4 separate regions of the Mus musculus genome follow, and regions 2, 3 and 4 are each linked to region 1. Evidence: chromatin loops called from intact Hi-C (ENCODE). Cell type or tissue: heart. All regions are shown on one strand. Links, peaks and the distances in the headings refer to the core of each region. The heading gives the core; the rest is flanking DNA.

Evidence for each region. Hi-C counts contacts between places; a loop is a spot of excess contacts. Peaks named below come from ENCODE experiments on the same cell type or tissue, not always from the same donor. Only the 100,000 strongest peaks of a DNase experiment are listed, where the experiment ranks them.
Region 2: it touches region 1 in a loop (4-fold over the local background); 5 of 42 quality-filtered maps call a loop at or near these places.
Region 3: a loop joins it to region 1, with 1.8 times the contacts of the local background. A loop is called at or near these places in 3 of 42 quality-filtered maps.
Region 4: a loop joins it to region 1, with 10 times the contacts of the local background. A loop is called at or near these places in 7 of 42 quality-filtered maps.

What each region holds. Positions count from the first base shown.
Region 1 is chr9:120,910,993-120,918,885 of GRCm38, forward strand. It overlaps 1700020M21Rik (RIKEN cDNA 1700020M21 gene), which reads right to left and starts at 4,258. Exons shown (of 3, transcript NR_040742.1): 1 at 4,223-4,258; 2 at 3,190-3,478; 3 at 2,782-3,098. In heart, for the core only: a CTCF peak has its summit at 4,379 (motif pointing left); a DNase peak (open chromatin) is centred at 4,049; H3K27ac peaks cover 1,023 bases.
Region 2 is chr9:120,599,151-120,607,043 of GRCm38, forward strand. It overlaps Gm34323 (a long non-coding RNA gene), which reads left to right and starts at 2,720. Exons shown (of 3, transcript XR_003948277.1): 1 at 2,720-2,839; 2 at 4,826-4,959. RefSeq lists an enhancer at 2,759-5,383. In heart, for the core only: CTCF peaks have their summits at 2,486 (motif pointing right) and 3,846 (motif pointing right); DNase peaks (open chromatin) are centred at 2,751, 2,861, 3,581 and 3,841; H3K4me3 peaks cover 2,209 bases; H3K27ac peaks cover 2,190 bases.
Region 3 is chr9:120,795,404-120,803,296 of GRCm38, forward strand. No RefSeq gene overlaps it. Among named protein-coding and RNA genes, the nearest start is that of Gm39459, 35 kb to the right of the region's middle. In heart, for the core only: a CTCF peak has its summit at 4,997 (motif pointing left); no DNase peak of the experiment used is centred there; H3K27me3 peaks cover 725 bases.
Region 4 is chr9:120,773,163-120,781,055 of GRCm38, forward strand. No RefSeq gene overlaps it. Among named protein-coding and RNA genes, the nearest start is that of Gm39459, 57 kb to the right of the region's middle. In heart, for the core only: CTCF peaks have their summits at 1,865, 2,685, 3,670 and 4,527; DNase peaks (open chromatin) are centred at 3,539, 4,529 and 5,459; H3K27ac peaks cover 3,888 bases.

The sequences.
Region 1 (7,893 bases), core at 1,859-6,858:
CAGGAACCCTTCATTCAGGCTCTGATATGAGCACAATAAACTCATTGGTTCCTAGGAATGAATTTTGAAGGAATCCCTATCCCTGTTTGTTATTAGAATCCTGGGTGATGATGAGGAGACTCGGTTCATGTCTCCACCTGAAGAAGGAGTTTTAGCAACATCATCCCTCTAATACTCTCTCTGCCCTCTTCCAACGGCCCCGCCCCCAATGGCCCCGCCCCCTCCTCCATCCTCTTCATCTTCTCTTCCCAGAGTCCCCATCCTATGTTCATACCTGCGGGATTTTTTTTTTAAAGGTACTTTTTTTTTTCTAAGATTTATTTATTTATTATATGTAGTACACTGTAGCTGTCCTCAGACACTCCAGAAGAGGACATCAGATCTTGTTACGGATGATTGTGAGCCACCATGTGGTTGCTGGGATTTGAACTCAGTACCTTTGGAAGAGCAGTCGGTGCTCTTAACCGCTGAGCCATCTCTCCAGCCCCCGGGTTTTTTTACATTTTCAATGCTATCCCAAAGGTCTCCCATACCCACCCCCCCAATCCCCTACCCACCTACTCCCCCTTTTTGGCCCTGGTGTTCCCCTGTACTGGGGCATATAAAGTTTGCAAGTCCAATGGGCCTCTCTCTGCAGTGATGGCCGACTAGGCCATCTTTTGATACATATGCAGCTAGAGACAAGAGCTCCGGGGTACTGGTTAGTTCATATTGTTGTTCCACCTATAGGGTTGCAGTTCCCTTTAGCTCCTTGGGTAATTTCTCTAGCTCCTCCATTGGGGGCCTTTTTTTTTTTTTTTTTTTAAATGCAGCTTCCACATGTGAAAAAGAAGACTTGAATTTCATAACCTGGCTTATTTCACTTAGCATGATGATCTTTTTTTCCATCCATTTTTTTCCACGTGATGTGATGTCGTTTTTCTTTGTGGAAGAACAAAGCTATGTTGTACATATATTCTGTAACTTCTTCATTCAGTCATTCCTCGATGGACATTTGAACGGATTCCTAATCTTGGCCATTAAGAACGGTGCCGCAGTGAATGTGTTTGTGAGTGTGCTTGTGGTCTGCTGACTTTAAGAGTGAGTCCAGGAGTGCTTCTAGCTGGTTCTCACAATCATTTCATTTCTAGGCATGCTTGCAGGATTGCTTGATTGTTAATCAGCATGGGAGGACCCACCCACTACAGACAGCAGCATCACCTGGGCAGGTGGTTCTGTGTTGTAGAAGAAAGCTAACTAAACCCGTGACTGACCCAGCCAGCAGCACTCCTCTGTGGTTTCTGATTTAAGGTCCTATTTGGACCCGCCCCAACTTCACTCTGTGATGGACTGTGGCCTAGACTGGGTTTTATCTCAGCAACACAGAGGAATGTGCCACCTGTTCTTAAGGTTGTTGCAACATCTTATTGGGCTACCATCCCTTCAACTGAGGAACAAAACCCAATATGCGAAAGAGCCTCAGTCCATGCTGACCCTTCTCCAAGAAGCAGCACAAGAGAGCCCTGTAGCCGGCCCAGGGCAGAGGTGCGGAGACGCGGAACTGCTCTTGGCTCTTTCCCAAGCTCTTCCAAGTCCCTGGAAAAGCCACAAGAGTGCTGCAGACATGATTTGGGACCAGCTGGTGTGGATTCAAGCTACCTCTCTGAGACCAAGACATGCTTCTTCCCACAGGCCGCCTGGATCCTTTCACCAAACCCAGATAGCATCGACCAAACCTCCAGGCCAGGGTCACTCTCTGAGCTCCACCGTTCTCAGAGTAAATGCATTCAGAGTAAAGGCCCAGAGTAGATGAAACGGTTGTTTTAAAATGCTGATTTATACCCCTCCCAAAGGCGCTCTTTTGTTCTGTTTAATTTTACATCAGATTGGTGATAGTAAACTCTAGGGCAGATTCATCAAAGGAAACTGATAATTGCTGACTGTATACTTGATTTTGTTCATTATTTTGTTAACACCTGATTCTGAAATATACTCCTTAGGAATGGGCTGGCAACTGGCATAAAAAAATATTAGAGTACACAGGATGCTTTTGCATAGAGGTGAGGCTATCACCTGCCAGCTGTGGATAGGTATAGTCACAGCCTTCCCACCTGTTCACAGGTAGCTGGATACCCTATACCATAAAGGCTTTGTAGAATAGGTCTCAGTTTGTCCCATCTGGGAGTCCTGGTGGAAGATAATGGACGACTAGGGAAGAGAAATCAGAGTATGGGCCCAGGAAAGTATCAAGAGTGACAGGAAGGGGTAAGTACGGAAGGTTTAATTGGGGTGACCCAGTGGGAAACCCAGTAGTCCTTTAGAATAGCAGGATTGGGTGTGCCTCGACTGACTCACCGAGACACGCAGTCCTCAGTAAAATGTAAATATATAGAAGCAGCGGCCACTGTCTCTTTCCTGTGCTTCCTGAGAGCTTCCGGTGGCCTTCCTGTCTTCAGGGAAGGGCATGACGATGACGACGACAATGATGACGATGATGATGATGTAGGGTGGAAAGGTGGCTTGCGATTCAATGCTAGGAAATGTTTACGTGAGACTCAAGAGGAAAGCTACACAGCTGTGACTGGGCAGGTCGGTCACTATGTGACCTGAGAGTGGAAGGTGGGATGTGTGTCAGTGAGCTCCGTTATCAAAGGGAGGGTGATGGGGCGCAGGCAACACAGGTGACTGCCATACAGTGAATGGGGGGGGGGGCAGGCAGCACAAGTGACTGCTGAGATACTTATAACTCAGTGGGAAATGTGACCTTGTAAAAAAAGGGTGGTACCGTGAACAACCTTCAATACTCTCTCCTTTTCCCCCCTTTTATTGAAAATAGATTTTTTTCATACATTTTGATTATGGTTTCCTCTTGCTCTCCCTTCCCCCCACTCCTCCAAACCCCTCCTCACCTCTCCTTCCATTCACATCTTTTTTGTCTCTCCTTAGAAAGCAAGCAGGAATCTAAGGAATGGTTAAAATAAAATAACAATAACAAATCAGAACAGGACAAACACAAACAGAAGAAAAAGCCCAAGAAAAAAACACAAGAAACACACAGACACACACACATTGGCACACATTAACACAAAACTGGAAGCCGTAGCATATATGTAAAGGACCTGCAAAGTAAAATAAAATATTTTTTAAAAAGACTCAACCTTAGGAGACAACCTCTAAAGACACCACTGAGTTTGTGGACATGAACCCTACCCTTAAGAGTGGTTTGTGTCCCCAGTGAGACTCCCTTGGAGAAAGGCATATTTTCATCTGCAAGTGGTTATCAGCTGGAGATCGTTGCTGGGTTAGGGATGGTGGCTGTAGCCACTTGTCCCTTCGGCTCCAGGACTGCTTGGTGCAGACTATGCTGGCCCTGTGCCTTTTGTCACGGTTTCTGTGAGTTCATACATTCGGGGTCTTGCCGTGTTGCTTCCTTGGTGTCCTCTGTCCCCTCTGGCTCCTACACTCTTTGCACTGTCCCCTGTGCAGGGTTCCTTGAGCCCTGAGGGTTGAAAACATAGACGCCATGGTTAGGGCTGAGTGTTCTAAGGTCTCTCACTCTCTGCATAAGGTGAGACTGTGCGTGTCTGTATTTAGCCCCATCTGCTGCAAGTGGTGGCTATACAAGGAAAGAGCATGGTGGAATGCTGTTAGGAGTCATTTCATCGGTATGCTCCTTAAGGAGAACTGTAGTGTTTGATTTTCCCTTAGGTCCCTGGCCTGTCCAGTCTCAGGTTCTTGGCCAGCCAAGCAGCATCAGGGATGGGTTCCATCTCACAGAGTGGCCTTAAATCCAGTCAGATGTTGGCTGGTTTCTCCCACGAGCTTTATGCCACTACTGCACCAACACAGCTCACAGGCAGATCACCTTCTTCTTGTTTCCAGTCTCCGCATAGTAAGCCAGGCAAAGTCTGTGTGGTGGGCCAACACAGCCAGGAGCTAATGCGCTTCTCCTCCGCTGTTCTCCACCCACCGGAAGCTACATGTTCTGGAAGCATCCTAAGCCCGCGGGGAAGGGCCTGGTGTGCCTTGCTTCACACAGACATCCGTGAGAGCCACTTTCCTTGACACTGTGACAAAATGCCAGACAAAAACAACTGGGGGCAGGGAGGGCGGGTGAATGAGGATTTATTCAGGATCACCCTCTACGATATAGCCAATCACGGCAGGGACCGCATGGTGTGTGTGTGAGAGAGAGCTCTGTGGCAGCTGGAGTGTGTAGATAGTACACCTCCCCTCCTCATACCCCGATGGAACAGGAAGCAGATACCAGACAGGAAACAGGGCCAAGCTCCCAAGGACTCACTTCCTTCAAGGAGGCCCCGCCTCCTGCAGGTTCCATTAACCCCCCCCAAACAGCGCCACCTGCTGGGAAGCAAATGCTTAAACATTAGACATCTCAGAAGTGTGTTTTTAACACCATAACAATTAGCAATAAATGCGTTGCTTATTTTTTCCATTAAAAAAAAAAAGATGTTCTATCTGTTTGTGTGTGCCCATGAGTGTAGTACCCTCAGAGGCCAGAAGAGGGCATTGGATTCCCTGGAGCTAGAGTTACAAATGGTTTGAATCTACCCAAAATGGGTGCTGGGATTGGAATTCTGGTCCTCTGGGAGAGCACTAGCTAGCTGCAGGTCATATAGGCCTGGGAGTATGGCTCTCTCTCCAGCCCGCCTGCCCACTAAAGGCTGTGAGGATTCCCACAGTAATGAAATCTTGTTAGCTGTGTGTATTTTCTGAACTGATTAGACCTCAATACCCCCTTTTGCCGTAACAGTGTGACGGTACACCACTGTGGCGCTCTGTCTAGCAGAAAGGTCGAAGGTAACACAATAGTATATATGTTAAGTGTCTGCTTTAGGTCTCTCAGGCACTATAGAGCCACAAAGATAGTTTCAGTCAATTCTCAGATACCTTGCTGCTTGTTCTGGGCTAAATCTCGAATCAAACAAGAAGAAAGGGGGAGGGGAGGAAAAATCCCCACCAACCAACCATCTTGGAGCGCTCTTCCCCAAGAGTACCAGGAGCGGGATCTTGAAGTCCGATGTTTCTCAAGCAAATAGAAACTGGTTACTCCAGTGACAAATTTTCAGATTCGAGGCCAATGCTTTTGGCTTTCTCTTGTCCTCTGCCTTGCGGTTATAATGTAGCTCCTGAGGTTCCTGGTGTCACGCCCCTGTTAAAGGTGGGCTGAGGACTACAAACACAGTGCCGGTTTTCTCTGTGGCTTAAATGGAGTTCTCCAGTAAGCAACCTTTTTGTCTTGCTGGTCTAACTATGTCATAGCTCAAGGGAGGTGGGCCTTGCTCAGTGTGGGCTCAAGTGGCAGATAGGAGCCGTTACTGGGTTGGTAAACAAGGTCTGCTACTTTCCCCTTCCAAATATAGCCAACCTGCATCCAGATATTTTATTGCAATAGCCAGTAAGTGTGTGAAAAATATTCAACATATTTATATACCAGGAAAACACAAATCAAGCATCGAGGTTCCATTTCTCCACAGTCAGAATGGCCACTGTGTTCTCAAGTAAATTTCCTCATCGCCATGACAAGAGCAACTCCAGGAAGAAGGTTTGGCTCAAGGACGGTCCATGGCCACTGGTCACATTCATCTTGAGGGAAGAAGCAGAGAGATGAATGCTTGCTTTCTCCTTTTTTATGCAGATCATGCTATGGTGCTGCCCACATTTGGGGTGGGTTTTTCCTTTATGGGTAAATCACCAAAAATGCCCTCCCAGGCATCCGGAGCATATCTTCTAGCTGCTTCTACATCCCATTAAGTTGACATCACAAATCATCACTGAGAAAACAAGTGACAAATGATGGTGAGGGGAAGGGGTGGGGCCTGGGCAGCCAGAGCGGAGGTGGGGTTTATGGCCTGAAAGTAGGAATGTTACAAATGGTATAGCTCTATGGAAATCAGTATGGAAAGTGTGAAGTGAAGGGATGGGGAAGACAGAAAGAGGGAGAGCACCGCCATGTGAATTAATTCAGACTACCCCTAGATATATACCTGAAGGATTCTAAGTCAACATACCACAGAGATATGAATATGCCTGTGTGTATCATTGCATCCACTGTTCACAATAGACAAGTTATGTACTCAGTCTAGCTGCCCATCAAGAATGAATTGATAGAGAAAATGTGGCTTATTGACACAACGGAGTTTTACTCAGTCATAGAGAATAAAATTATGTTGTTTGTAGGGAATTGTATGGGACTAGTGATCATCATGTTAAGTGAAATAAGCCAGCCTCAGAAAGACAAATACCACACTTCCTTTCATATGTAGAATCTAGTTTAAAGAAAAAAGAACATATAGGTTAAACGGGTGGGGGTGGAGCTCATTCATGAGAAGAAGGAGACCTGCAGGGGAGGAGACAAGCAAGTAATAAGAAAATACATTCAATTGATTTCGATTATTTTATTTTATGTGTATGGGTGTTTGGGCTGCACATAGGTGTAGTCTCCCCTCCCCCAGCCTGAAACCTGCTTGCTCAGGGGTGGAGTTTCCCGCTCAATCGTTCTGCCGTGCCCACTGCTGGAACCTGCCGCTTTGCTGTTCGGAGCCGTGCACGTGGTCACCCTGCTATTGGACTCCAAGATTAATTGGCGGGAATCGGGCCCCTTCCCCTGCTTTATAACTGCGTGTGGAACAGTAAAATTGAGCTTTGATCAGAATGACTGTCTTAGCTGCATTTCTTTATCTCGCCACCTAGCCCCTCTTCTCTTCCAGGTTTCCAAATGCCTTTCCAGGCTAGAACCCAGGCTGTGATCTGCTGGCCGGACACAACACATAGGTATGTGCAGCACATGTGTGCAGTGTCCTCAGAGGCCAGAGGAGGGCAGTATCAGTTCCCCTGGAACTGGAGCTAGAGATGGTTATGAGCCACCATGTGGGTTCTGGCAATTGAACCTGGATCCTCTGGAAGAGCAGTCAGTGTTCTTAACTGCTGAGTCATCTCTCCAGCCCCCCCAAATATACATTTACATGTGTATGAAGATATCACAGTGAGATAGTATTCTGCATAAGTAACATATACTTCAGTTTGAAAACAAAGAGCAGAGAGAGATTTTACTATTGCAGCTGCTGTTTCTGTGTGTTAGGTTCTGGATGTTACTGCCTTCATCTTGATTTTTCTTCCCTGGTACCACATGTCCACATTATGGAATGACCACTGTGCCTGGAACTCACTTGCCCATCAGCTCCCAGGCTTTTGTCACAGCCTGGAAGTTTGAACTATCACTACCTTTCCTGGCATGTGTCTCTCCATCGGCTTGCTGTCTCCAGGCTGCACAAAGTTTCTGTGTCTCCTGCTCTGGAAGGCAATTACTCTTTATGAAGTACCTCCTAATCCTAATCCCCAAGGCAGGTTCTGTTTAAACCCTGTGGGCAGGATGTGCTTCATTGCACAGAGCACGCATGCGCAAAACCTAGCTACTCCACATGTGTCCAGCTGGACGCCAACAGGAATAGAAATGTCCTTAAGTTAAAAAAAAAATTAGTCACTAGTATTTTTTTAATTCTTTAAAATTACACTTATCTATTTTGTGTGTGTGTGGGCATGTGTGGGTGGTGAGCAAATGCTGTGGAACACACGGGGGTCAGAGGACAACTTGTGTGAGGTGGTTTTCTCTTTCCACCACCTGAGTCCTGGGGATCAAACTTAGGTCACTAGGCTTGGTGTTCCCCGGTGGTTTTCTGTGCTAGACACAATGTTGCCGATCCCATGCAGTCCATTTCTTTGTTGCAGCTACCCTGGAAGGCAGTGAGCATTCTCTGCAGCTAGCAAGTGACCAAGGGTGAGCGAGCCTAAACTGCCTGAATCATACACCCACACTGGCCACGATCTGCTGGTAGAAAACCTCATATATAGTGTGTGGGGGATGTCATGTTTATCTAAAGTTAAAGGCTCTGG
Region 2 (7,893 bases), core at 1,169-6,168, 310 kb before region 1:
ACAGACAGTAGAATTGCTCCCCTGGAACCTGTCCTCACTGCAGGAGGGGTTATCAATATGCTCAGACTAAGAAATATTTACATTTGAGATAATGCAAAGCTCAGAGCAGCTTCAGCCAGGCTTGTGTGGCATTTCTTTTATTTTGCAAACCCTGCTTAGGGAAGTTTTGGGGGCCTCACCTCGCCTCCACCTCCAGGAATTATTTTTAAGCCAAAACAACATTATTACAGACCAATCCAGGTGTTGTTCAAAATAAAGTTTAAACTTACGATTTATGAAAGGTCATTGAGGCTGTGTAACTTCTGAAGGCATTGCAATCCGGCCTGCCTACTCCATGTAGAATTATGAATTTGGAAGGTTGTTTTTTTCCCTCTGTATCCTGATAATTATAAAGGGTTTGCTTCTAGGGAGCTTGTAATCACTGGAAAGTTTTGCGTCTAGGAATGGCGAATAGCCTTACATTATATTTTTAAAAAAATTGCCTAGAAGCTAGGACTGTGAATCTTTCAGTGTATATTGTTTATTATATGGAGAATATTTATTAGCTGATCACTCTGGTGGGATGTTACTACAAACCTTTGCTCTTATACAACGAGCTTTAAAGTTTGGGGGAATAGTTGTTGCTCCAGAAAAGATTCAGAAGAAATATCTTTCTCAATACTTGGGGCCTCAGTTATATCCTAGAAAAATTGTGGTACAGAAAATTCAAGAAAGAAAAGATGATTTGCTTACTTCAAATTATTTTCATAAGGCTCCAGGAGATGTTAATTGGCTAAGACCTCACCTTCAGCTCCCCACAGGAGGACTTAAGCCTTTGTGGGATGTTGTCAAGGGAGATGCAAATTAACTGGTGAGAGGCAGGATAGCTTTGCAGAAAGTAGAGGAAGATTCTGTTATCAATTGTTAGCTGCTTATTCTAGTTATTGTTACTCAATGTGCCCACAGCAATTCTTTGGCAAAAGAGAGCATTAATGTGGATTCACCTTTCTTCACCTCCAAGTAAAGTTTTAAAATCCTATTATGAAGCCATTGTGGGGTTAATAAAGAATTGTAGGATAGAATCATGAAAATATTTTGGAGAGAATGTCTTAAAAAACCCGATGAGACATCTATTCCTTGTTTCAAATAGCAATTAAATTGGTTATTAAAGAATATTGAGGGCTGGTGAGATGGCTCAGTGGGTAAGAGCACCCGACTGCTCTTCCGAAGGTCAGGAGTTCAAATCCCAGCAACCACATGGTGGCTCACAACCATCTTCATAACGAGATCTGACTCCCTCTTCTGGAGTGTCTGAGGACAGCTACAGTTTACTTACATATAATAAATAAATAAATAAATCTTTAAAAAAAAAAGAATATTGATATTTGGCCTACTGCATAGCAAACTTTTTAGGTAAAATTGGCAATCATTATCCAAAAGACAAGTTGTTAAATTTTTCTTGTATGCATGCTTTTGTAGTCCCTGTAAATGTATGCATGTATCCCATAAAGAATGTATCTACTGTATTTATAAACAGCCCTTCTGTGGGAGAGAAGTATACGTGATTGGGTCACATGTTTATTCTCATGATTTTCGAGTTTCCCTCTACTTCAGCACAGATAATTGAACTACGTGCTATAGTCAGTGTTTTCAAAGTGTTGAAAACTCAAGCTTTTAATTTGTATACTGATTATGTGTATATATATATATATATATATATATATATATATATATATATATATGGGCTTACAATTGCTTGAAATTGTTCCTTTTTTTAGATACTGCTAATTCTCAAAGTTTGCAATTGTTTATGCATATACAACTCAAGTTAAGAGAAAGTACTGTTCCTTTAAAGGACTGCCTTTGGACATTTAAGAACTCATCCTGGACTGCCTGGACAAGACCCCTGAAGGCAGTGCCACAGCAGATTTGTACCCCAGGCAGATTATAAGCCTTACACAAGAACAATTGGCCATATAATCTCGTTCTTTCCTCATCAAACTAGTAATGGCTTGAGATGATAATTTGGTATTTTTGTTGAATGTGCACGTCAAATTGTAAAGACGTTCTCAGTCTCCTCAATTCCTACATGTACCACATAATGGTGTTAATTCCCAAGGACTTATACTTAATCAATTACTGCAAATAGATACTCATATTTCTGACTTTAGAAAAATAAAATATGCACATGTGACTATTGACACCTTTTCAGGCTTTCTAGATGCAACTGTTTTAACAGGAGAAGCAACTAAAACTGTAATTAGCCATTGCCTGCATTATTTTTCTATGCTTGGTGTTCCAAATCATACTAAAACAGATAATGGAACTGGCTGTTCAGTCAAGCATTTGACATGTTTTGTCAACAGTTTAATGTTACCCATATTACTGGGCTTCCTTACGATTCTCAAGGACGAGGTATTGTGGAACTTTTTCAAGTGTTCGTTTTATCCGAAAAGGCTGTGGAAGGGCCGGCAAAGTGGATGCCATGACCAACACCTGCCACTAGGTGGTGCTCAGATGCCGGCCCAGGCTGGTAATAGGAGAGTTTTTCCTAGAGATAGGGAAAACCTGTGGAGTCGCTGGCCTTGCCTCCTCCCTGGACTGGCCACAGGTCATTATGACCAACTAACACTGGGCTAAAATAGCCTCTGTCTCTAGCCCCGAGGAAGGCGTGTTACTGAAGGAAACGTCTGAGACAATCCCAAAGCAAACAGACACACAGGTGGGGTCTCGAGCAGTCCCTGACCACTAGGGATTATTTGTACATGAGAAGTCGTTTGCGGAACAGTGGCCAAATATTTGCTGAATGCTTTCCAGAGCACTGAGGACAGGAAGGTGGCCAGAGGTGTAGTGACGAGAGGTCAGTGGGCACTGGAGGAATGCAGGGGTGGGGCATGGGGGAAGGGAGAAACAGTGTGTGGAGAAGGACTTGACTGACAGGTCAGACAGCCATAGAGGAACCTGGGGCAAAGGCCTTGTGATGGGAGGGAGCAGATCGACTCCCAGCTCACCGGACTAGGAGTCGTGATGAGAGATGAGGCTGGTGCCCTTTAAGGGTTCTCAGCAAAGGAAGAAATACTCAGGAGGCACGACAAGCCTTAGACCAATCTCATACAGTGTCTCTGGAAGCAGGACCGGAGAGCGCAGAGCGGGGCCTGGCTGCCGCGGGCCCCACATTGACTTCACGGTGCTTCACTTGGAACGGCCTTGCCAGGCCCAGCCCTAGAGGTTACTGGGCCCCAGTGACTGATAGTGACCTGTAGTGCACCCAGGACTGTGCACGGTGTATACAGTCAGTCTCTGGATGTAAAAATGAACAGCCAGGGCGGTGCGTGCTTGCATACAAATGCAGAGGAGTAGGACGCTGGAATCAGAGGTGGCTCCGATGTTCTTAGCTCTGCAAGTCTTTTTGAACTCTGGCTTGGCAGTTTAAGATGTTTTAGGGATGAAGCCTGTCTCCAGAAGTACAGTGTGCGGGGGAGGGGTTAGTATCCTCAGTGTAGTTGCATGCACATGGCTGGGGCATCGGGCCAGATTCCTCTTGGGTGCATTGGCTTTAGCTTGGACACAGGAGCCTTGAGATGGAGATCCTTGGACACAGGCCCATGGAAGAGACACTGAAGTGTGGAGGAGGGCTGGATAAGCCAGCTTCCTGATAACGACCCTCAGTTCACAGACTTATGCAATTTCTCTCCTGTAAAAGCGGTTGAGGTCTCCACCTTGCAGCGTTAGTGATCGTAAGAGGCTGTGCGTGTGCAGACGCCCAGCCCAGAACTCTGCAGCCATCCTTCCAGGCTCCGACTGCATCTGCTGACCCAGGGCGAGCCGCCCGGTTCCCTCGGTTGCTCTGTGGCTCACGGCCTGCAGGGGGCAGCAGTGGGATGCAGTCTCAGCCGGGCCTCTCTCCCAGCCTGGCTGCTCGGCTTTCCCTACAGTCTGGAATTGCAAAGTTCCCTTTTGTGCCACAATGCATACTGCTTGGGTCGATTTGTTTTTAAATGGATGATGTTTGAGGTTCCTTTATGAAGGCTCTTCACATCTGGCATTCAAAGAAAATAATCAGTTAGACTATCAGCCGATAGCAGCTCGGATGAAATTTGGGCCTACTTTCCAGTCAAACAGCGCCTCCCGGCTCCACAGGCTCCTGCCCGCTCCCTCCATCTCTTCTTGTGACCTTTTATCTCTGCGGGAGCCCAGACTAGAAAGAGGGTTCTGGGAATGTGGTGTGTTTCTCATTAAGTTTCTGCCGCATAAAAGTCATGTGACTCAAAGCTCCCCCCCCCACTTCTTCACCCCACGAATCTACAATAACTCCCCATGTTTAGATTTGATTTGACTCGAGATGACTGTAAACACATAATCTCGTTGATCTGAAATTAGAAAAATCTAAAATCCAAAACCAGTTTTCAGTCGCTGGCGGTTTTTTTGGGGGGTGGGGGTGAAACAGAGGAAGACCACCCCTCCCTGCCCCCACGAAAAGAAATCAGTCCGCCAAAGCCCGAGCGGCCCCTTGTCCCGTTCCCTCCCCCTTTCTTCCCACATCTTTAAATATCTTTCTTTGAAAGGTGAAGCTATGACTGTAAGATTGTATTGCGGGGTGGCCCCAGGCTTCTGAGGGATAGAACCCGGGGGCTGGGAGGGAAGCCTTAAGGAGGGTCCACCACCTTTAACAGCTGCTCCTAGTCACTGCTTCTGTGGGAAGTGACACATTCTGACTCTAGTGGCCTGTGGCTACGAAGGTGTGTGTGTGTGTGTGTGTGTGTGTGTGTGTGTGTGTGTGTGTGTGTGTATGGTGGGGGGCGGGGGGATCATAAGTCTCAGCAACTGTTAGCGATCTCCTTTCCAGAGGTCAGGCTGGAAGCTCTGTCCTGCCCGTGAACGAATAACCACTACTTGGGGCGGCTGGTGGCCCAAAATAGACACGGAACTTCCTACCTAAGGCAAAGGCCTGTGTGGACACGAAGAGCCCCACCTGTACAGGTGAGCTTCCTAGCTGGTGCTGATGGGTGGGAGGGGCCCCGCTCACAGATGCCCTAGAGCTCAGCACAGACTGCTCCTCTCTAAGCCTCTCACCTCGATCCTGAGCAGCTGAGCACCCCCAGCCCCCGTCCCCGTCCCCGTCCCCGCCCCCATTCCTGCTTTGCCTTTAGATTGAGCTGGTCCTCAGGTGGCTGTCTCAACCCTGCCTTTTGCCTTTCCCCTGTCTTTTGTCTTTCCTCAACATCCTGGGGTAGCTCTTCACTCTTTTTCCCAGTATTTATTGTAGCCCTTGGGTTCCTGCTCTGCTCCCCTCCATTTGGGCTTCAGTTCTGGATGGTGGGGCGGAGTGTGGTCTCCAACTGCAGTTCCCAGGAGACACTGAGCAAGTCCTTCCTATCCTGTGTGCTGGTTCTTGCCTTTGTGATTGCAAGTGGATCTGAGGTCTGCGGAACTCCTTTCTGTTAGAGGATCTGTAGCCAGGGTCAGAAGACTCCTTGCTCCAAAAAGGCTTTTTTGTTGTTGTTTTTTAATTACTCTTATTTATTTATGAATTTATTTATAGATGAGTATATGATTGTCACAGTGTATCTGTAGAGTTCAAAGGTCAGTTAATAGAAGTCAGTCCTCCCCTTCCACCAAGAGGCTTCTAGGGGCCAAACAGCCTTGGCAGCAGTCTCCTTTACCTGCTGAGCCATCTTGCTGGCCCTGTTTGTTTGGAGACATAGTCTTATGTAGTTAAGGCTGGCCTCAAACTATGTAGCTGAGGAGGGTCTGAACTCCTGATCTTCCTGCCTCTGGGCTATGACTTCATCTTGTTTCCAGTGGAGTAAGACAGAGTTTTCCCCAGAGTCATAGATATTCCATTTTCTGGAACAAAATCCTGGCGACTGGCCTTGATCAATGCAGAGGAGGCCATTCCAGGACCCTAGCCCATGAGCAGGTGCAGGACTCTGTGGCTGGAGGGAAGCTCATTTTCCCACTGTTTTGGAAGCTGGAACCTGTGAGTTCCAAACAGGTCAGGTTCACCCCATTCTGAAGTCTCTCCTTTTGGTTTATAAATTGACCACGATTTTCTTGTGCCCTCCTGTGACCCCTTCTCTGTGGATCAGGAAAAAGAAACATAAGTTGTCAATGTCCCTCTCTATAGAACCCCAACATCCTCAATCAGGGTTTCACCCTTATGGCTTCGTTTAGCTTTAATTACCCTCTGCCTCCCCCAATAGGCCCATGACCGAGGAGTAAGCCAGCATGTGGGATTAGTGGAATGTAGCTCAGTCTGTAGCATCCTCCATGTCCTCTTCTCAGAGACTTTCTAGTTGCTCCCTGACAGATAAGGGAAGGACAACAATAGAACGGGCAGATCCTCCCTCTTTCCCTTTCTTCTCTCTCTCAATGTGTATGTGTCTGTGTGCATGCATGCATGTATGTGCGTGTGCGTGTGTATGATCAAAGGACAAACCCAAGTGTCATTCCTCAGAATATAAGACAGAAGGATGGACCATCTAGAGACTGCCACACCCAGGATCCATCCCATAATCAGCCTCCAAACGCTGACACCATTGCATAAGCCAGCAAAATTTTACTGAAAGGACCCTGATATAGCTGTCTCTTGTGAGGCTATGCCAGTGCCTGGCAAACACAGAAGTGGATGCTCACAGTCAGCTATTGGATGGAACACAGGGCCCCCAATGGAGGAGCTAGAGAAAGCACCCAAGGAGCTAAAGGGGTCTGCAACCCTATAGGTGGAACAACAATATTAACCAACCAGTACCCCCAGAGCTCGTGCCTCTAGCTGCATATGAAGCAGAAGATGGCCTAGTTGGCCATCATTGGGAAGAGAGACTCCTTGGTCCTGCAAACTTTATATGCCTCAGTACAGGGGAACGCCAGGGCCAAGAAGTGGGAGTGGGTGGGTAGAGGAGTGGGGGGGAGGGTATGGGGGACTTTTGAGATAGCATTTGAAATGTAAGTAAAGAAAATACCCAATTAACAAAAATTGGAAATGAAAAAAAAAAAAAGAATATAAGACAAGATCATTCACTGGAACCTGGGGTCACCAATTGGGCCAACCTGAAGGACCATGGAGCCCAGGACCAACAGAGATAGATTTCAAGCACCATCATGCCTGTCCTTTTCTCTTTTCTCTTCTCTTCTCTTCTCTTCTCTTCTCTTCTCTTCTCTTCTCTTCTCTTCTCTTCTCTTCTCTTCTCTTCTTTCCTTTCCTTTTCTCCCCCCACCCCCCTTTATTTTTTTACGTATGTATTCTGGGGATTGCACGTATGAGCTTGCTGAGCAAACTCCCAGGCCATAAGAGACCTTTATGTAAATGTGGAGCCGAGGAGGACATTGATGTGGGTGTCGGGAAGGCCAGGGGGAGAGCTGGGCCACAGTTCTGCAGGCTTCACCAGGGGGGCTGCAGTGCTATAACTCAAAGGTGGATGAGATATGATTATTTTTGAAAATCTGAAATTTTGGTTTCTTTGAAAGTGCAGAAATGGGCTGGTGAGATGGCTCAGTGGGTAAGAGCACCCGACTGCTCTTCCGAAGGTCCGGAGTTCAAATCCCAGCAACCACATGGTGGCTCACAACCATCCGTAACGAGATCTGACTCCGTCTTCTGGAGTGTCTGAAGACAGCTACAGTGTACTTACATATAACCAATAAATAAATCTTTAAAAAAAAAAAGAAAGTGCAGAAATATTATAACAATGTGCTTTTGTTTCAATCTCAGGTGTAAGGATGTGGGGCTGCTTTGGACGGTCTGTAGCAGCTGACTACGATTTGCCTCATGCTCTAACAGAGGCATAGTTTTGCCAGCTACAAGTGGAATCTCAATGTGGGACTCAAAAGTTAAGGATAAAAATGGGAAATCCAATTTCAAATGCTGTAGAGAAAAATGGCAGGGGATGAAGGCCATCCTGGTCTACAGATTGA
Region 3 (7,893 bases), core at 1,882-6,881, 120 kb before region 1:
GTGGTCGTGTCGTTCTTGCTGGTCGAGAGCAGACGCAACAAGTGTCCTGTGACATGTGAATACCTCTGTCCCCAAATAAGTAAAGTAAGATAAACTTTTTTTTTTTTCAGAAAAAAAAAGGGGGGGGGGGAAGCAGGGAGGAATACACAGTAGACCAGACTGCAAGCCCTCCTGTGAGAGGGCTCGGCCTGACTCAATGCAAGATGCTGTCTTCATACTCTACCTAGGGAGAAACCGAAGGAGCCAGGAAGGCATCCATGATGGGGTCCAATGGTTCTGAGGTGTGTCTTTCAGCCAACTTCTCTGATGACACAGCATGTGTGACTTTCCCCAGGGGACATTCGGAATGCCTATTCACTCCAGACAAAGAAGTCACCCCATCTATGCCCAGTTACCTGCAGAAACACGGCAGGGAGCATGGAGATGCTCAGACAGCTGTGGTATTCAGCTTCTCAAAGGCTCCGGAGAGCCACACTACTGAGGGGTCTCCTCCCTAGAGAAGACTCTTACTGCTTATATAATATCCTCCCTCAGGGAGAGGAAAGACTCCCAAGCCCCTCCCTCCACATTCTGCTCGCTCTCTAGCTCTCTCCCCCCCCCACCCATGTGTCCGTGTATCTGTCTGTCTCTGTCTATCTGTCTCTCTCCCACTCTCTTTGTTGTTTGAGACAGGCTTCTGTGGATCTCAGGCTAGATTCAAACTCTCTATGTAGCAGAAGGTGATCTTGAACTCTTGAACTTCCTGCCCCCACCTCTGTACTGCTAGGATCTCAGGTGTGTGCCTCTACCCTCAGCCTGTGGGGCACTGGGGATGGAACATGTGACCTCATGTATGTTAGGCAAACACTCTGCCGTTCTGCTCTTCTAGCTGCCATTTGATCCTAGGGACACTCTTGGTTGAACATTTGTCACTGTCTCACCCCCCAACCTTCACTCCTGTGGTCCTTTTCATGTGGGGGTTATCAAAGGAGTACAGTTTCCATCTAGAACACTTGGGGCCAGTGCCAGTGGGGAAGGACAGACTGTCAGATTAGAGATGACAGGGGCTCTGAGAACACAGAAAAGAGACTTCAAAGAGTAAATGGGTGGGAAGTAGGAGTGGGCTTCTGATCTCTCCACCCTGAGTAGGTTCTTCCAGGCAGCAGGAAGGACATGGCAGTGGGTGGTGTCGCAGCCTAAACCCATGGCCCAGTTCGGAGGATTCTTGCATCTGGAGGATACCGGCACCGTTCGTGGTCTCTGCATCCCTGGCCTGAGGCATCACTGAGCATGGAGCCTCCTGCCCTGCCAAGACAGTGGATAATCTATTCCTCAGCTTGGCTGCTGGTCCATGAGGTGTGTGCACTTTGTGAAGTCATCATACATTGTGTCGCTTAGGTACGCGCTTTGTGTCAGTGTGCACTCTGTCGATAAAAATAGCTTATTCAAAGGCAAAATAGCAACTGCAGCCTGAAGTCTCTAAAAGGCACAGGGAGCATTTCCTCTGTCCTAAACATCTGACACTTTTGGTTGAATAACCAGTCAAGCTGAGGAGATGGCTTAACGGGGGGGGGGGGGGGGTGTACCTCTCAGGGGGGAGGGCTGGCTGGAACCTTCCAGAGTGGGGGAGGGTAGGTGAGCAGGATTCCCGGGGGATGAGAGGGTCACCCCCAATGGCTATGCTACACTGTGACCCTCAGCCTTTGATGCATGGCCACCACTAAAAAATGCTTGGTTCCTGTAGACTTCCTTCTTTCTTTTAAAAAAAAAAAAAGACTTATTTATTTATTATATGTAAGTAGACTGTAGCTGTCTTCAGACACTCCAGAAGAGGGCATCAGATTTTGTTACAGGTGGTTGTGAGCCGCCATGTGGGTGCTGGGATTTGGACTCAGGATCTTTGGAAGAGCAGTCAGTGCTCTTAACTGCTGAGCCATCTCACAAGCCCCATCCTGTAGACTTTCTATACAGGTGAAATGGCCCTGTCCTGTGTGTCCCAGAAAAGAGGCATGCTGGGGAAATTAGCACTGGCCACTGGAGAACAGAATGTGTTATGGAGTCAAGAAGTTGAGTGGAAAGCCAAGGGTGAGCCCTAGGGGAGGGGCGGGGCCTTGTGCTTCTCCCAGCCTGCTTTTCCTTTACCAAAACCCTGTGCTGTTCCAGAGGTTGGAACTAGCAGTTGGGCAGAGAGAGAAGAAAAATATTTCCTCACTCCAGAAGTTTCTCTCCTTAGTTTCAAATATGAAGAAGATGCTGTGGGGCCTGGAGATATGGCTCAGCAGATAAAGGGCTTGCTGCAAAAGTGTGAGGGCTGGAGTTCCAACCCAAGGTTCATATGAAGGTGAAGCGGTGTGGCAACCTGTCTGTAGTCCTGGAGCTGAGCAGGCAGAGACAGGGCGTCCTTGGGGTCAAGCTGGGTGGCTAGACCAGCAAAGTCAGGGAGCTTTGAGGTCCAGCAAGACACCATTCCTCAGTGAGGAATGTGGAAGCTATCAAGGAAGACATTCGGTGCCATCCTCAGCTGCCCCCACAAGCACAAACACGTATGTGCACATACATGGGCTGCCAGACATGCAAACACATATGCAAACATACATGCTTATTGTATGCACATGCCAAAAGGGAGTGAGGCACCCCAGAAATAGCATTCTGATTGAATTCATGGAAAGGGCTGGGAAAAGGAGCTTGGGGCTGCTAGGGCAGCTAAGGATTCACACACACACACACACACACACACACACACACACACTGGCAGCAGCTAGTAGGCACCCTCCTCATCCAGGAGGCGGGTGCAGGAGACTTGCCGAGTGACTTGCAGACTCTCAGAGCTCCATATCGGGAGGGTTTTTGTCAGGCCCTGCTCCACTTCTGGACAGCTGCTCTTTTGCATACCCAGGGACAGAACATTCCTGGAAGAGTCCCTTCAGAAAGAGAAGGGGCCATCCCTTCTCTTTGAGCCTAGAAGATTCAGTAAGGGTGAGGAGAGGCCACCAGGGACGGGACTGTGCCCGTCGCTGCTTCATTTCTCATGACTCCGAGGAAAGGGACTCCTCAGATCTCCCTGGCAACATTGCCAATGCACGGACTGTTGTCGTGAGTCCCAGTGTGGGCAGATGTAAGTGGAACACTGAAAGCAATAATAAGCCATCTGTTGCTGCCGCTTCCTAAGAGACTGCACCTGTAGGAGGCACCTTGCCCAGCCCTCTCCAGCACCTCACAGTGGGATGCAGTGCCTGCCAGGTGCTCCTTCACAGCATCCCTGTGGGCAGCCCTACTTAGGGGGTCGGAGCTCTCCTATAGATCAGGCCTTCTGCCTTTCATGTGGATGAGAGCCCCCAAGCTTTGTAGTTAAGGTGATAAGTGCTTCGGCAGGACTGGGGTGGGCCTCAGGGTCTGTAAGCTTGCCAGGTGAAGATCCTTCTACAGGCCCATGAGCGATGCTTCCTGGACAAGGCAGTAGATGCTTGTGAAGATAACGGATGAACGAATAAATAAAGAACAGGCACACCCACGGCGTTTCTTCCCCCTGTCTCATCAGCCCTGGCTCTTTCATCTAGGAACACTCTTACCTGTCCGCCCCAGGAAATCGCAGCCTAGAATTTACAGCCAGCTGTGTTTTGGACAGGCTGAACTGTGTCTCGGATGATAAGCCCTACCCCTGCTTTGGAGCAGCAACTGCCTGCCCCCCTTCTCCTCCCCCCTCCCCCAACCCGCATCCCGGAACTCACCGGTAGCATTTGATGTGAACATGAAAGGGCCAGCACACCTGGGCATCTGCCCCATTCTTCAGTCGTTCCAAATGAAAAGCAATCCTATGTAGTCAGCTCCGGGGCAACAATTTCTGTTTCCCAACTGACCCCTCAGGCGGACTCCGCCCAGCATCCCCACAGAGGTGGCGAGGTCCAAGTGGTTACCGCCCTCATCAACTCTGCAGCAACTCTGCCATTGCCTTCCCAGCATTCCCAGTGTTGAAGCGGGCTGGAAAAGGGACTGAAGGGTGTTGAGCACACAGGCTGCATCCTACTAGCACGAGAGCTACCCCAGGCTGCTAGCATTAAGATCCACAGAGTTGAACACATACTAACATGAGCCAAGAGGACACCCTACGGCTTTCCATGGCTTCTTGCTGCGTAAGAGATCTCTCGGGAATAAATTACTAAGCGCAAGGACATCTGTAGGTGTTCACCATTGGCCACATGTTTGACTTTGGGTTCTTCAGACCCAAACAGAATTCTCCTGTCCCTTCAAGAAGTGCCCTCTCTTTCAGGGACTCTGACTCCCTCTGCACATGGCTGATGAATGTGCGAGAAGTCAGTAAACCTAACCCAAGTTCCCTGAGTTCTCATTAAGCCTTGAACACAGTCCTGTATCTAAGAACACGGAGGAAAATAAAATATGTGACCCACACATACACTCTCAGGATATGCAGTCTGGTGGGCAAGGAGACAAGGTTGTAAGACATTCCTACAGGACGTCTTCCTCTCTGATCATCGCTGGCCAGTGGGAAGCTGAGCTCACTGGAGTTCTGTGTAAGGAAGGAAAGGCAGGTTAGACTGGGGAATCCAAACTCATGCCTGCTATAAAACATCCCCTTTCAAATGGGACTGGCAGAATCTCAGGACTGGGAAGGAAATGGTGCATATCTAACTTTTAATGTGAAAGGCAGAACGGACTGTATCGGCAGCAGTCAGCCATCTAGTATCTCAGATGCTGAGATGCTTAGCTCATTACTTGTGAATGTTGCTCTAATTAACACTTTAGATACCAGAATGGTCCTTCCACAGACACATTCAAGAGTAGGGCTGAGAGCCTACAAAGAGGCTCAAATTTGCTAGGTTGTGACTCCCTTATTAGTATCACAGACTCTGCCTCTATTCTTTTAGAAAGAAATTCAAACACGCGCTGGAGATATGGCTCAGAGGTTAAGGGCTGCTCTGGCAGAGGACCGGAGCCTGGATCCAAGCGCCCACATGGTGACTCACAACCATCTGAAACCGGTCCAGGGGATCTGATGCCCTCTTCTGGCCTCAAGGGGCACCACACATGCATGTGGTGTTTCTCTCTCTCTCTCTCTCTCTCTCTCTCTCTCTCTCTCTCTCTCTCTCTCCTCCTGTGGATCAGGATGTAGCTCTCAGCTACTCCTTCAGCACCATGCCCTCCCACCTGCTGCCCTGTTCCCTGACCTGGTGATAATGGATTAACCCTTTGAAACTGTAAGTAAGCTCCCAGTTACATGTTTTCCTTTATAAGAGTTGAGTTGGTCATGGTGCCTCTTTGAAGTGCTGGAACGGTGACTAAACAAACAGGTTACAAAAAACTAGCATCTGGGCAGGAGTGTGCACAGGTGTAACTCCTTCCAGAAATAGACGGTAAGAAGAGAGTTCTAGTGCAGAAGTTTAGCTGGGAGGTGAACCTGGGATTCAGAAGGGGGAGAGGTGAGGATGTGAGACAGGGAAGGAGAGGCCAGTGACTTGAGAGTAGGAGTGTTCCTGCTATGGCTACTAGCACGTGGTCCTGCTGGGGACCTCCGGAGAAGGATCCAGGCATGTCCAACCTGTGGCCTGCAGGCTGTGAATGCAGCCTATGACAAGATGGTAGACATACTTACAGCATTATCTGATTGTTTGTGTAACTCGTGTTACATGGAGCGTGAACTTCGTAGATGGCAGTGTTATGTAGCAACGTGCACTTCAGCTTTGTGCCAGCGCTAGCGCAAGAAAGATAGTGTGCTTACTCACCAATTCTAGGCACATTTTATTCTATTTATTATTTTCTAATATTTATTTGTCTATTGGTGTGTATATGTGTGTATGTTTCTATGTGTGTGAATGTATATGTGTATGCATATGTATGCTTGTATGTGTGTGTATGCATGTGTATGTATATTTGTATGTGTGTATATATGTGTGTGTATGTTTGTATGCATGTGTGTGTTTGTATGTATGTGTATGTTTGTATATGTATGTACATGTATATGAATGTTTGTATGTGTATGTATGTGTAGTGTATGTTTGTAAGTGTGTGTATGTGTATGTATATGTGTATGTGTCTTCCCGAATCACTCTCTACTTTATTTTTTTTAGACAAGCTCTTTCAAATGGGGCAATGGTGGTGCATGCCTTTAATCCCAGTACTTGGGAGGCAGAGGCAGGCAGATTTCTGAGTTCAAGGCCAGCCTGGTCTACAGAGTGAGTTCCAGGACAGCCAGGGCTACACAGAGAAATCCTGTTTCAAAAAACCAAAAATAAATAAATAAATAAATAAACATTTTCAAATGAACCTGGAGTCCACCATTCAGCAGAGCAAGTGAGCTGTGGGAATCCACCCGCCTTCACCTCCCCAGCTCTGGGATTGTAGACACTGCTCCTGCTCCTGGTTTTAACACCTGTACTAGGGGCCCTACCTCAAGCCCTCATGTTTATGCAGCCAGCAATTTATCAATTTACCATGATTTATTTATTATTTATTATGTGTGTCCACGTGTGGTATATGCACATGGGTGTTCATTTGTGCAATCTTCGTTGTAAAATTTCTGGGACCGTTGGTTCCTTCCACTTCTGGTGCGTGTATAAGGCTGTGTATAAGGCTCTGGCCTATGGCCAGAGCGAGGCCCAAGGCAGAGACTTCACAGACATGGCATGGGAATCCCTTGCTGAAGGAAAAGACTGGATGGATCACAAAGTACCTGGTTCAGCCAAAAACTCCTTCTTTGCCCAAATATGGCCGTGAGCAGGTTCCTCCTGTCACTGAAGCGAGCCCTCTGGCCCAGCCCTGAGGCTTGGAGCAGCTCAGAGATAAAGCCTTCATATTGGCCTCTGTCTGTCAAAAACCTATTATTATATCCTCTGTCATTCCGTGGAGGAACTGTCTTCTGATTCAGCTCAACATGGTGCCTTTTTCTCCTTGAAGATCAAAGCTGAGACCCTTTGAAGTGACTAATGGTTTTAGAGAGATGGCTTTAAAAACCTTACGTCCTAAATACGAATCCTGAGAGCAACTTTCCGCCTCTCCGTCCCACCTGTCACCACAGTGCAATGGAGAGCAGGGACGTCTTTATGATGACATTGCGCGATAAGGTGTTTTGCAGCTGGTTTATGGTTCACGCTCCTTTAAAGCAGTTTTGAATAATGCAGTTAATCCTAAAATGTTATTAAAACATCAGATTAGCCTCTGTGATAGTCCAAGGTGACCTGGCCAGTTGTTGCAGAAAATCCTGAATGCAGAAAGAGTTAAATTTACCACCAGCCATGTGAGGAGTCTGGGTCACTCTCCCTCTTATCTCTGGGAAGTGATGTTTATTCATTTATTGACCTAGGCCTTGCCCAATTATTTTAAAGTGCAATAATTTACAGAAACATGAACATGAGTTTATATATTGTCAGAGAGAAGGCACTGGGGAGGAAGATCAAAGGGGAAAGCGAGAGAGCCCAGAACAAGGTCAACCCAGAGTGAGTCCCCAAAGGACCTGTGCCACTGATGATGTCATAGGCGAAGTCTCAGGGCTAGTGAGCAGAGCACACAGCAACTCATGGAAGCCAAGGGCAAAGCACAAGAAAATATCAGGCGAAAGAGTGAGGTTGGTCTAAACAATGGTCTAACCTTGGGAATCCCAACTCCTGTAAAGTCAGGCCCAACTGGGGTACGTGGTGTACACAAAGTTGTAATGCACAGAAACCAAAATGATGTGTGTGTGTGTGTGTGTGTGTGTGTGTTGTGTGTGTGTGTGGTGTGTATGTGTTTGTGTGTGGTGTATGAGTGTATGTGTGTGTGAGTGTGTGAGTGTGTGAGTGTGTGGTGTGTGTGTGTGGTGTATGAGTGTGTGTGTGAGTGTATGTGTGTGTGTGTGGTGTTCGCACATGTGACACGTGTGTATATTACATACCCCTGTGCATCTGCTTGATCAAATCCCTAGCA
Region 4 (7,893 bases), core at 1,854-6,853, 140 kb before region 1:
TTGTTACTTCTCTGATAAACTTGAATTAAAAAACTTCCCCAAACTGGTGGGCTCTTTGCTGATCTGTGAACTTTTCTTGCGTCTCTTTTGGGGACTCTATCAGTCTACTATCTAAGGTCTTACTATATCATGTTCCCCCTACCCTTGGTGTCTTGGTGTTTTATAAAATCCAGGAACACAAACCCACGGGACCCCTGCCAGAAATGAAGGCCCTTCCTGGATTTCTTTTTTAAAAGATTTATTTATTTATTTATTTATTTAATGTTTGAGAAAACACTGTAGCTGTCTTCAGATGCACCAGAAGATGGCATCATATCCCATTACAGATGGCTGTGAGTCACCATGTGGTTGCTGGGATTTGAACTCAGGACCTCTGGAAGAGCAGCCAGTGCTCTTACCTGCTGCACCATCTCTCCAGCCCCCTTCCTGGATTTCTTTTAGCAGAGAATTACTAGCACATCCTCTTCCACCAAACTCTCTCATCTCACCTCGACTTTTGCTGGCTTCATGACCCTGCCTCACCCTAGATGATGTCACAGCAGCTGCCTGTGGTTGATTTTTCTGTTTTCATTGCCCAAAGAATAAGAACAGTGATGTGTGGAGAGCAGGATTTGCTACAGGTTTGAGGTAACCAGTGAGGATTATTATTATCAGTATTTATGTGTGTGTGTGTGTGTGTGTGTGTGTGTGTGTGTGTGTGTGTCTGTGTATGTGTGCAAGTTCATGTGTATGCAGGTGCATGCGTACATGTGTGTGCAGGTGCATGCGTACATGTGTGTACATGTGGAAGTTAGAGTCTTTATCATCCTCTGCTTATTTATTTAATCATGATCCAGGTCTCTCTCTGTACTCATTACTCACTGAGTTAGCCTTAGTCATCATTCTCCTGTCTCCACCCCAACCCCTGTCGCACATCTACCCTAGCTCTGGGGTAACAGGCAAACACTTGGCTTTTCATGTGGGTTCTGGGGATTCAGGCTAAGGTCCTCTGCTTGTGTAGCAAACACTGTACCTACTGAGCCATCTGCCCAGCACAGGGTCAAAAGCATTGCAACTGCCTTGGGCACACTCCACCAGCCGACCTTCCAGCTCCTGATTGCAGGGCTTATGAGGGAAAAACCCTTCTCCCTGAGAATAAACTCCATGCTCTCAAATACACAGCCAGTTGGCTCCACTTATTAATTACATTTGCCCAATACTTCAAAATAATAATTTCTTAAAAAGATTTAGTGTGTGTGTGTGTGTGTGTGTGTGTGTGTGTGTGTTGTAGTACCCACAGAAGCCAGAAGAGGGAGTTGGAGCCTCTGGAACTGAAGTTAGAGGTAGTTGTTAGCTACTGAACCTGGGTCTCCTGTAAGCACCGTAAGTGCTCTTAACTGCTGAGCCATCTCTCCAGTCCCAAAATTTAAAAAAGAAATTAGGAGTGTCCTTAATTATCTATGTGGGAATTAATCACATGTTGCCAAATACACAAGTTTCTTTCCATACGTGGAATTTTTTTCCCCCCACTACAAATGTAAGAATTTTGAAAGTTACCATGGGATGAAAAGGGTCTCTTCCCAAATATTTTTTTTGTTTGTTGGTTTTTCTAAATCATTCCTGCACTTAGCATGTTATCTTGAGAATAAAGACTAATTTTTAAAAATTTATTTATGTTTGGTTTTTAAAGTATAAAATCCCATTTTTTTTTCTTATTGCAATATGCTTTTCTGAATGTAAAAAGTTCTCACAGCACTTTTAGAGTCTCATACAGCCCATCCATCATTCCAGTCTTTTCTTGGCTATTGACCCTCTTAGCACTATGATCTTGGAAAACAAAACATCCCTTATAATTAGGAGAGCACACAGCACCCTCCCCTGAGTTGAGCTGGAATCTCACCCCACTAGCTAAGCCAGCCCACCCTCACCCTCGCTGGTTCCTCCCCACTCCCTTCTAGCTGCCCCCTTTGGCTGCCCCCACCCACCCCTGCTGGCTGACCCTGTCCCATTGCCCTCCAGCCTTCCCAGTTTTCTCTGTTTCTAAGTCCTTTGCACAGCTTAACTTTGATGACAGCTGTTTCCTGTCAGAAGATTTCCAAAGCCCTTAAAAACAAACAAACAAAAAGTCACCTTTTCTCTGGTTTAGGTATAAATGGCAACTCCAAAATCCTAGCGATGGTGCTCTGAGGAGGCTGAGAGGGGACCTACAGATACTCTTCATTTCACGACAAGGTTAAGGGCCGTGTTCTGTCGGGCTTCCCCTGAATCAGAGAAGAAGGGCTTGGTCAGGTGACCTCTGGGGCGGGGGGGGGGGGGTGTCTCAGAACTCGGGGAAGGGAGAAGGATCCACTGAATGTAGCATCAAGGTGCCTGCTATGGGCAAGGGCCCAACCTCTGGTCCTTACCTTCTAGAATATTCCAACCAGAGAATGGAGGCAGGGTATCTGCCTACTAGATAAAGGGGTCTGTGGTGTTCCTTGTCTCTGCACTATAGACTGTTGACCGACTTGAAGTCTGAGTGAGCTCCTAGCTTCAGATAGGGAAGTAAACTGGGGTCAAGGAGGGGGGCCTTTGTGTTTGAGAATGAGGCTAATGTGCAAACCAGAGATGTAACAAAGCCAGAGGTAAATGACTATGTCACAGGTGCCCAAAGCCACTGGCAAGTAGGGATTCTGAGTCCCCCATCCCTCGCTGTGCCTAGGGTAGTGCTCCCCGGTGGATCATCTGCTCATTGCAGCCTAAGCCAGAGGACAGAGCCTTTCAGAAATGGACCACTTTCCATCTTCCTTCTGGCCTGTTAGGTTGCCCATGCCCTCCCTCTGCAGACACCTATGTTGAGGGATACTTTGTAACCTCAAATGACCCCAAACAAGTCTCTTCTCCCAGTGCACATTACAGCTGCAGAGATGGCTCAGAGAGTAAGAACGTTTGCTGCACAAGTGGGAGAACCTGAGTTCCAATCCCTAGAACCCACATAAAAAGCCACGCCTGGCTACACACAGGCCCATAATGCCAGCCTGGACTGTGGGTAGCAGAGGCCGGAGGATCACTGGGTCTGCTGACAGAGAAGGAGGGCCTACCTCCCCCACCCCCCAGAGAGAGAGACAGAGAGATACAGAACCACATTCACACAAACACACAAAGAGACAGATACAGACAGACAGACAGACAGACACGTGTACACACACAGGGAACATTGCAGATGACTACAAATCATCACCTCACCTCACTGGAATCTTTTTTTCTGTGGGTCTCACCTGGCTCACAGGCCAGCAAGACACCCCCTCAGCCAGGTTCAGTACTACCCTGGGTTACCAGTGCCCCTAAACTTGCCCTGCTTGTTTGTGTGTTTGCTGTGCCTTTCTGTGCAGAGGAACTTGCACAGGACAGAACTATATGTTTAGTTTATTCACGGGGTCGAAGGTCCTGTCTGGAAGCAGCAAATATTTGTAGAAACAAAGGAGGGAGGGAAAGGGGAAGTGGGGAGAGGAGGTGGTTGCCAGGAGATAAAGCAACTGGCTTGTGTCACAGTTGCCAAAGATAAGTCACCTGACACACATGGGAATTCCCAGAACAACCATGCACAGAGATACTTAACTCAGTCTATTGCAAAACTCACTACTTACTTGGGCATTTTGACTTTTATTATTGTTTGAGATACTCCAAGGGAGAGTGACTCAGACCACCAGGTGACTTGGCTGTGGTTTCCTGTGAGTCAAGCCTGCTAGTCAGCTCCAGACAGAGGTGAACAGGAAACTAGGCCAGAGAAAAGCTAGAGAAACCAAGAGCAGCAGACACACAGACATGCAGGCGGCTTCCAGCCTGGGCACTCGGGCCAAAAGGGCAGACAAACTGTAAACCCCAGACACTCGTGCCCTGAGTGGGCACAGCTATTCTTTTTTTTCTTTTTTCTTTTTTTTTTAAATCATATAGTACAGCATTTACCTTTGCAAGCCCTTCAAGATGTGTTTTGTTGTTTATTTTGTTTAAAAACAAACAAACCAGGTCTGGGCTAAAGGCTACCAGCTTTGATAACCCACAGAGAAAGGGAGGTAGCCGCTGTATTGTGAGGTGAGTGCTCAAAATGACCCTGGAGAGCAGTGCCAAACACAGCAAGGAGTGTTTTAGACTTGTCCCGCCAGTGCGTGCCTCACTGCATCCCGCCAACCTCGCAGTCCAAACGGTCCTCTTTCAGAAACTTCTCTATTTCAGGCCAAGGGAGGAGCAGGAGGAGGAGGAGGAGGAGGAGGAGGAGGAGGAGGAGGAGGAGCAGGAGCAGGAGCAGGAGCAGGAGCAGGAGCAGGAGCAGGAGCAGGAGCAGGAGGAGCAGGAGCAGGAGGAGCAGGAGGAGCAGGAGGAGCAGGAGGAGCAGGAGCAGGAGCAGGAGCAGGAGCAGGAGCAGGAGCAGGAGCAGGAGCAGGAGGCCAGAAGCCGGTGCCCTCTGGGCCGACTGCAAAGGTCCTCCCTAAAGCGTTCCAAGAAGGCTTACACGGGAAAGGAGGAGCTCTGGGATCAGAGTCCAGACTCGGCACAGCTATTCTTACATCAACCTGAAGGCGTAGGCGAGGACGACTGGAGGACTGGCCACATCCTTTCCAGAGCAGGGCTGGCCTAACAGAGGATGCAGGGAGAGCAGTGAGAGGAAGCTAGCCCGCTGCTTTTTTTGTTTTTGTTTTTCTTCAGTATTGGGATTAAAAAAACCAACCAACCAACCAAACCATGATTGTTCTGATACCACGTCTCTTCCCCTCCTGCCTTTTGCGTCCTTTCCCCCTTTGCCAGCGCCTGTCTTACCAACCCTCATCCATGTCAGTGACAGAGTGTCACTGGTGTATTCCACCTCAGGAGCCAAGGGACAGAAATGGAAATGTCTGCTGCATTTCCTGGAGAGTATGATGACATGAAGTGTCCACAGGAACAAACTGCCACAACCCTAGACCTCCTCATAGCCCAAAGCAGCTGCTTGGTCTCCACTTCTCTCAAGCGTGGTCTCAGGACACTCACCATGTAAAACAAGTGGGAGGGACTGGGCAGAGGAGTCAGGTCCTAAGGTGCTTGCTGCCCGAGTGGAGCGTGAGGACCAGGTGCATCCTCGGGGTTTGCCTAAGATGCTGTGTGTGGCAACACATCACTTAACCCCACCATGGAACCCAGGGGCCTGAGCTTAGCGGTAGGGTAGGTAGGCGGTGGTCTGTCACGTCCCTCAGGCTAGGCGACCCAGTGCAATCTGCCTAACTCAGAATCTCTGGCACCACTGAGATTCCAGAGTTAATGGAGCCTCAGTGGGGTCACATTAGGGAACCTTGCTACAGGGGTGCACTGTTCTTCCCTACAACCAGTCTGGCATCTCTAACTTCCTGCCTCACTGGATTCTCAGGCCTGGAGAGGAGACTATAATTAGGCTATTCTACTGTGGGATTCCTCCCAGCCTCATGCCTCTCTGTTTTCCTCCAATTGTCTACACCTTCCTTTCCCACCCACAATTTGAAGCTGGCTGTTGTGTGCGCAGGAAATGTGTTAAATGAGCTGATGTTTGTGTTACTGCCCAGTTGCAGGAGCTTTGCTCCCTGGGGAATGTCTGAAATGTGGTCAGGCAGCCGGGCACACATTCCCACCAGCACTGTACCAGAAGATTGTCATTAGCAGAAGGTGCTGTGAGAGAACCATGTATGCTTGTGGTCCTGTGAGGGGCATTGTACGCCTGTGGGCACAGGCTTCAAGACACAGGTCCTGTCTGCAGCCAGCAGTGCTACTGCCGATGGCTGAAACCCAGCTGTGTGAATGCTGGCCCTAAATACCAGCATCCACCCCACAAAATGTATAGGCATTGAATTAAAATAAGAGGAGATATTTTGAATTGTGGAGGGTAACAGGAGGCTCCCTATAGGAGCCTGGGAAGTGAACTTCTTCAGAATCTCCAACCGATAGGGTTCAGCTGCAACAGTGGATGGTGCATGGGTCAAATCCAAGCCACTACTTGTTTAAATAAAGTTTTGTGGAGATACAGCCACACCCCTTGTTTACATGTCTTCTGTAACTTCTTGCTGCAGCAGAACTCTGTAGCTACGACAGACTGCATGGCCCTCAAGCCAAAATATCTCCTATCTGGCTCTTTGTAGAAAAGGTTTGCTGATTCCTGGTCTGACACAAACCCCTTAAACTTGGGTTTGCGAGAGGACTGTGGTGGGTCACAAAACAGAGTGCCCAACAAACAAACATTAACTCAAAATCTACTGTAAATCCAGGGTGCACCCGGCAGCTCATTCAGTGTTGCTCTGTGTGAAGTCACAGCAGCCTTGAACACGTGACATGAACATTGGACACCTTCACACCACACAGCACCAAGAATGCAGCCTGAATCGCCTCAGCTCAGGTCTAAGATGGTTGCATATTATGAGCTAAGGGGTTTATACTTTACACACAAAGTTCTCTGCCCTCACAGAAACGTCTGCAAGTGGAGAACAAGGACTTAAGGAGTTTTCTTTTCTTTTTTCTTTTCTTTTTTTTTTTTTTCCATTTTTTATTAGGTATTTAGCTCATTTACATTTCCAATGCAATACCAAAAGTCCCCCATACCCACCCACCCCCTTTTCTTTTCTTTTTTTTTTTTTTTTTTTTTTTTAGGTTTTTCAAGACAGGGTTTCTCTGTGTAGCCCTGGCTGTCCTGGAACTCACTCTGTAGACCAGGCTGGCCTGGAACTCAGAAATCCGCCTGCCTCTGCCTCCCAAGTGCTGGGATTAAAGGCGTGCGTCACCACACCCAGCTTATGGAGTTTTCTGATCATCATTCCTAAGCAGAGAAGCACATTTTTAGATTGCATTGTATTAGACAAGCAGGCCCTCTGTCTCATTAATATGCAAATTTGCTCTCCTCTCCAAATATATTAGATTAAATGTATGACAACAAGTTGCTTTAAAATAAATCGCTTTGTGGTTTATTATCAGTAAATGTTTCATTTATATATCTACTTCATGTATGTATCAATGTGGGGTCACAGAGAAGTTCTTGGGAGACGAGAAATCACCAGGGGGAGAACTTCAAGAAGTCTTAATCTCCTCTCACCCCGAGCCTCCCACTCCCCAACCCCTACCCTCCCATCCCCAGCCCTACCCTCCCACCCCTCACCTCCACCCTCTCACCCCATCACACCCCCACCCCATACCCCTACCGGCCCCCACCCCCTACCCTCCAACTCCTCCCACCCACAGTCCCACACTCCTTACCCTCCCACACCCCAAAACCCACTTCTCATCCCCCACCCCACCCTCTACTCTACATCCCCCAACCCTCATCTCCTACACCCCTCACCCTCCACTCCTCTTAACCCTGCCCACCCATACCTCTAAACCCCCTCACCCTCCATACCCCCATCCCTCAAACCCCCCATCATATAACCCAAGGTTCAGGGACTCTCAAGGGAGAGGTGGGTAGGACTGTAAGAGCCAGAGGCTGGGAGGAAGACAGGGTGGAAACAGTGTCTTTTGGACACGGCAGGGCCACTGTACTGGTAAACTCACAGCAGCTGAGGTCACCCGAACAGGATAAAGCCAGTCTACATTCTAGCCCACTCACCATTCTGGTGAAGGGGCTCATGAGCCCCCACCCTGACAAAGAAGCTATGGACAGTTGATGGCTTCCAGAGGAAAGTCAGTTTCCCTTAAGGGTATGTCCCTGAGTAGGTGTACCCACTCCAGGGATGGCCCCACACACAGGAGGATATGGACAGCACAAACTGGAGTTGATGGGGGAAAAATGAGGACAGAAAGTTGAGGGGGGAGGAAGAAGGTACGGGGGGATCTGGGAGGAGTTACAAGGACAAACGTGATCAAAATTAGTATGAAACTATCCAACAGACATATACTCTTAAATGTACAGACAAATCTATGCTCTTTATATATACACACATACATACT